Regions from separate parts of the Homo sapiens genome. Here region 1 is linked to region 2. Evidence: chromatin loops called from intact Hi-C (ENCODE). Cell type or tissue: left ventricle myocardium inferior. All regions are shown on one strand. Links, peaks and the distances in the headings refer to the core of each region. The heading gives the core; the rest is flanking DNA. Region 1 overlaps LOC124902212 (a long non-coding RNA gene). Region 2 overlaps PHF2 (PHD finger protein 2).

Region 1 (2,900 bases), core at 140-2,639, 450 kb before region 2:
GTAATCTCAGCACTTTAGGAAGCCAAGGCGGGCAGATTACCTGAGGTCAGGAATTTGAGACCAGCCTGACCAACATGGTAAAACCCATCTCTACTAAAAATACAAAATTAGCCGGGCGTGTTGGTGCATGTCTGTAATCCCAGCTACTCAGGAGGCTGGGGTAGGAGAATCGCTTGAACCTGGAGGTTGAGGTTGCAGTGAGCTGAGATTGTGCCATTGCACTCCAGCCTGGGCAACGAGAGTGAAACTCCATCTCAAAAAAAAAAAAAAAAAAAAAAATTAGCTGGGCGTGGTGGCGGGCGCTGGTAGTCCCAGCTACTTGGGAGGCTGAGGCAGTAAAATTGTTTGAACCTGGGAGGCAGAGGTTGCAGTGGGCCAAGAACTCACCATTGCACTCCAGCCTGGATGACAGAGGAAGACTCCATCTCAAGAAAAAAAAATATATATGTATAGAAAAGAAAAGAAAGACTGTCTATGGGACTATTGGTTGGATTTCAACAGCAGTCACTGCTGAGCACACTGTAGCCCAGGTGGGGTGTGCATGATCTCATTATGGTGTTGTTGTGTCCTTTCTACAGACGGGGAAACTGGGGCTCTGAGAGCTGAGATTCAAACCCAGATTGCCTGAGTCCACACTGCACCCTCTGCCTACTGTGGCTGGGTGCCAGGAGCTACCTCGCAGCCAAGCCAAAGCCCTTTCCTGTCCTGCCTAGGGAATCTCAGCCCACCTCAGGCCCAAGGCTACCCGTAGCTTCCTTGGGGGAGACCTCTGTGAATGTCACAAGAGCCTGCAGTGGGGTGGGGGCTTCAGGCTCAGGCTGTGGAAGCCTCCTGTCCCCACTCCCTCCCTGTCCTGTGGCAGGGAGGGGACAGGGGTCAGCCTGCGACTTCTGAGCATGAGCTCACACCAGTAGAACACCATCACTCCCGGCCTAGAGGGAGTTGTCTGGTCCTGTTTCTGGTTGGGCCTGCGGTTTTCAAACTTGGACATGCATCAGAACTCTGTGAGAACACAGCTCACTGGGACCAGCCCAGAGGGGCTGATGCTGCTGGCCCAGGAACCCTACTCCAAGCCACCGGGCACAGCTGTCCCTGCAAGTTCTGAGGCAGGGATGTGGGCCAAGCTGAGGATTGACGCAGGGGCACAGGTAGGGGAGAGCCTGCTTCTGAGAAGCTGCCCCCTGTAAGTCTGGGGCCCAGTGCCTCCCACAAGCCCTCCCACTGTCCCTCAGCATGAGGCAGGTGTCCCTCCACTGTGGAAAAGTCAGGAGTCATCAGTGTGGCATGTTGGAAACAAACATACTATAAACATACCATTTTTAGTTATTTTCCTTGCATAAATCCGTGAAGGGACGAGGCCTAAAGAGGACTCCGTCCCAAGCCCGAGAGAGTCAGCCCACATGTTTTCATGCTGGTTGGGATCATTGTGTTCAGGCTGGGGATGTCCTCACTGGGTCAAGTAGAGGGTTGGTGAGCACATTCAGGCCAGCAGGTAAGCGAGTGTCGCCTTCATTTTGGTCAAGGATATGTCATCAGGGGCCAGGTGTGGTGGCTCACACCTGTAATCCCAGCACTTTGGGAGGCCAAGGCAGGCGGATCACTTGAGGTCAGGAGTTCGAGACCAGCCTGGCCAACATGACAACACCCCATGTCTACTGAAAATACAAAAATTAGCTAGCGTGGTGGTGCATGCCTGTAATCCCAGCTACTCGGGAGGCTGAGGCACGAGAATTGCCTGAACCAGGGGTTGGAGGTTGCAGCGGGTGGAAATTTTGCCACTGCACTCCAGCCTGGGTGACAGAGTGAGACCCTGTCTCAAAGAAAAAAAAAAAAAGATACATCATCTGGGACAATAACCTTGAAAAGCAGGGGTCCCAGACGACCTTATTTGCAGAGAATGCGACTGCAGACGGCAAGCAGGGGGGCATGCCCTTCGCTCTCTGTCCTCTGCTCTTTGCCCCGGCCACTGTCGGCCTCATCTGAAGGCCACCTGTGCCTCACGGTCTGAAAACGCTGGTTTCCACAGCTGCTTCTCCTTCCAAATTTCCCTGGAGTCTTGCTTTGGTGGCGAACCTCTGGTTCTATTCCTTCCTTTTAACTGAAGCCTATAGGAAAAATTTGGAAGTTGAAATATGCCAGTCCAAGGAAGGTGGACGTGGAGTTCTGAGGGTGGGGGTGCTGCCAGGGAAGTGGCACTGTGCAGGGGACCGCCCCTGGGACCCCCTGGTTCCTGTCAAGAGCAGGTAGGGGCTGGGCGCGGTGGCTCACGCCTATAATCCCAGCACTTTGGGAGGTCAAGGAGAGTGGATCACCTAAGGTCAGGAGTTCAAGACCAGCTGACCAACATGGTGAAACCCCGTCTCTACTAAAAATACAAAAATTAGCTGGGCGTGGTGGCAGGCGCCTATAATCCCAGGTATTCAGGAGGCTGAGGCAGGAGAATAGCTTGAACCCAGGAGGCAGAGGTTGCAGTGAGCTGAGATCGCACCACTGCACTCCAGCCTGGGCGACAGAGCGAGACTCTGTCTACACACACACACACACACACACAGACACACACACACACACAGATCAGGTAGGATGTGAGGTGTGTCCTCATGGCCGGACATGGGGTGGGTGGGGCCAAACAACCACAGGGACTCGTCCTGTGGCCACTGCTGCTCAGGAAGTGGATCCCAAGGAGCAGAGTCGCCAGACCCCTCAGTTCCCAGCTCCACATTTAAGGCAGGTCTGGCCATGAGCCAGGCCTCTGCATGTGACCTGGGGCCTCACTGTGGCATGGCTGCCTGTCCCACCTGTGGATGTTGCCTGTGCTGTGTAGAAGCCACATAGCCTCCGGGGCGGCTCCCCAGAATGCCACATTTCCTGTCTCTGGCTCTGATGGCGTCTAGGCTGGCAGG
Region 2 (2,900 bases), core at 223-2,722:
TGCCAGCCAACGTACAGGCCGGATGGGAACAGTCTGTGAGGCTTTTGTGCCACTCCTGGCTGCGCTTGGCAGCTCTGCATGTCACACATGAGGAATCCTGAGTCTCAAAATGGCCCAGGAATCCAGCATGAGCTGTGCTAGGAGTCAAGAGGTTTGCCACGACTGGGCTTGGTTCCTTGTTCATGAGCGAGCACGTCCCTCAGTCTGTCCATCTAGCTGGTGACGTTTCCTGAACACCAGGGGAGACCAGGCTCTGTTCTAGGCACGGGCAGCAGTGAGGAAGACTGCACGGCCCCTGAAGCTAGTGCTGGGGGACAGGGTTGGGGTGGCATGGCCCTCATCACCAGCCGCCTGCGAGTCTGTGCCAGAGCAGATTGGGGTGACAACAGACTGCACTGTGTGGGGTGAGGGGCAGCATGTGGCTGGCCCCCAAATGAGGGGAGATATGGTTAGGGAGGCACCTTGGCCTGTTGGCCATGGGTGGGAGTTACATTCTGGCCCCAGTGCAGGAAGATGAGGACAAGGCACAACATTCTTTAGTTTGCAGTCTGTAAAGTTCTCTCAGAGTTCTGTGGGAGGCATGGAGTATAGGGCAAGATGGAGAGAGGCCAGAGACTAGTTAGGGGCTGGCAGAGCCTTGGGTGAGGGATGGAGGAGCCTCGGGTGAGGGACAGAGGAGCCCCGGGTGAGGGATGATGGAGGAGCCCTGGGTGAGGGATGATGGAAGAGCCCTGGGTGAGGGATGACGGAGGAGCCCTGGGTGAGGGATGACAGAGGAGCCCTGGTTGAGGGATGATGGAAGAGCCCTGGGTGAGGGATGATGGAAGAGCCCTGGGTGAGGGACGGAGGAGCCTCAGATGAGGGACGGAGGAGCCCCAGGTGAGGGACGGAGAAATCCCAGGAGAGGGATGACGGAGGATCCCTGGATGAGGGATGGAGGAGCCCCGGGTGAGGGATGATGGAGGAGCCCCGGGTGAGGGATGATGGAGGAGTCCCAGATAGTGGATGGAGGAGCCCCGGGTGAGGGATGATGGAGGAGTCCTGGGTGAGAGATGATGGAGGAGCCCCAGGTGAGGGATGGAGGAGCTCTGAGGGGTGGGAGGGCTGGACTGGAGGGTGTCTAACCCTACCACCCTGCTTGCCAGGCACTGCTTCTGCCCGAGCTCCCCCAGTGCCAGTTGGAGGGTGGAAGCACTAGCTGCTATTTGGTCTGGAGGTTCTCATGGGACAGTGTTGTTATGTGACTCTCATGATCCCAGCCTGTGTCTGTGTAGCCAGCCCTCTGGTCCACCTAGTGGCCAACTGTCCCTGGAGCTGCCCATTGGCCTCACTGACCGTCCGTTCTCCAGCAGCATGGGCCCCCTGTCTGCTGGGTAGCCCTTGACCCTGCCATTGGCCGTCTGTGCCACCTGCCCACTGTGAAGGCATGTGACTTGGATCCTGGTGAAGGAGGTGGCTGTGTGGCGGGGTGGGCAGGTAAAGAAGCAGCACAGGGTCACCTCCCTGGAGGCCCCCATGACAGTGAGCTGGGTGCCTGGACTGTCGTGTGTCTGTGGGTCTGGGCGGCCACTGCACATCTCTCCCTGTCTCTGAGCAGCAGCTGGGGGCAGAACCACAGCTCTGCGGACCTGTTTATCTCAGTGCTTGACCAGATGCTCTGGGGGCAGGGCCTGTGTCCTGCACTGTGTGGCCCTAGGCAGGCAGGTCACTTCCTGTCGCAGGTGTACATCTGGATAAAGATGGTTCTGTCTTTGTGCCTGGTGGCGTTGTGTTGGGGACCATGGGACTGCGGGATAGAGGGGAGCAGCTCCAGGTGAGCTCTGGAGTCAGCTAGGGTGAGAGGTCCGTTCTAGCCTGGGGGCTGTGAGAAATGATTCCTCAGGCCAGACACAGCCCTTCTTAAAGTTAAGCCAGCAACGAGAATAACTCTCTTTGGAGGTCAGAGGGCATAGACCTGGAGGGAGCCTGTACCTGAGAGGCCCGAGTCTGTGGGACTCAGAGGATGAGCCCAGCCTTACTGAAGCTGCCCTCCCCACTCCCCTGCCATGCACTCCCTGCCCCCCAGAAAAACACTTTATGGGCTGGGCACGGTGGCTCACACCTGTAATCCCAGCACTTTGGGAGGCTGAGGCAGGCGGATCACAAGGTCAGGAGTTCGAGACCAGCCTAGCCAACCTGGTGAAACCCTGTCTGTACTAAACATACAAAAAATTAGCTGAGCGTGTTGGTGGGTGCCTGTAATCCTAGCTACTTGGGAGGCTGAGGCAGGAGAATCACTTGAACCTGGAAGGCAGAAGTTGCAGTGAGCCGAAACTGCGCCACTGCACTCCAGCCTGGGCAACAGAGTGAGACTCTGTCTCAAAAACAAACAAACAAGCAAAAAACACCCTATGAAGTCTCTGTTCGTGGCCCTGAAGGCAATGCCAGGAGTGACCTGATGGTATTTATGTTTAGGGAAGTCCCTCTGGCCACTTGAAGGGCCATCCTTTACTCCATCAAGTGAAGAAGAGAGGGACCTTGGAGGCAGCAGGAAGGTGAAGCCGCTTTCCCAGGACCCTCAAGGTCCAGGGATTCTGAGGCTTAGTCATGTCCTGGTATGTCTCTTTCTCTAGTTCCTTCTACAAAGCAGCTGTCCCAATAACAGTCCTGGGAAGGAACCAAGTGCTCACTGAAAGTTTGGAGCAGGAAGCTTTATAAGCAGGCAGATTTGGGTTCAGTTTGAGGGAAACCTTTCTAATAATTGAAACTGGCCCCACAGCAGACACTGTGTAGGGAAACTGTGTGTGTGGTGGGTGGGATTTCTCAGCCTCTGCACGGCTGACGTCTGGGCTGGAGAATTCTTTGTGTAGGGGCTTTCTGTGCGCTGTAGATGTTGAGTCCTGGTCTCCACCCAGCAGGTG

The links. Hi-C counts contacts between places; a loop is a spot of excess contacts. Peaks named below come from ENCODE experiments on the same cell type or tissue, not always from the same donor. Only the 100,000 strongest peaks of a DNase experiment are listed, where the experiment ranks them.
Region 1: a loop joins it to region 2, with 7 times the contacts of the local background. A loop is called at or near these places in 4 of 110 quality-filtered maps.

What each region holds. Positions count from the first base shown.
Region 1 is chr9:93,141,332-93,144,231 of GRCh38, forward strand. All of the region lies in intron 1 of LOC124902212 (a long non-coding RNA gene), which reads left to right. Among named protein-coding and RNA genes, the nearest start is that of NINJ1, 8.5 kb to the left of the region's middle. RefSeq lists enhancers at 1,621-2,493, 2,494-2,900. In left ventricle myocardium inferior, for the core only: no CTCF peak of the experiment used is centred there; no DNase peak of the experiment used is centred there.
Region 2 is chr9:93,586,531-93,589,430 of GRCh38, forward strand. The region is part of intron 1 of PHF2 (PHD finger protein 2); the gene reads left to right. Among named protein-coding and RNA genes, the nearest start is that of MIR548AU, 6.9 kb to the right of the region's middle. RefSeq lists an enhancer at 1,679-2,179. In left ventricle myocardium inferior, for the core only: a CTCF peak has its summit at 1,296 (motif pointing left); no DNase peak of the experiment used is centred there; H3K27ac peaks cover 414 bases.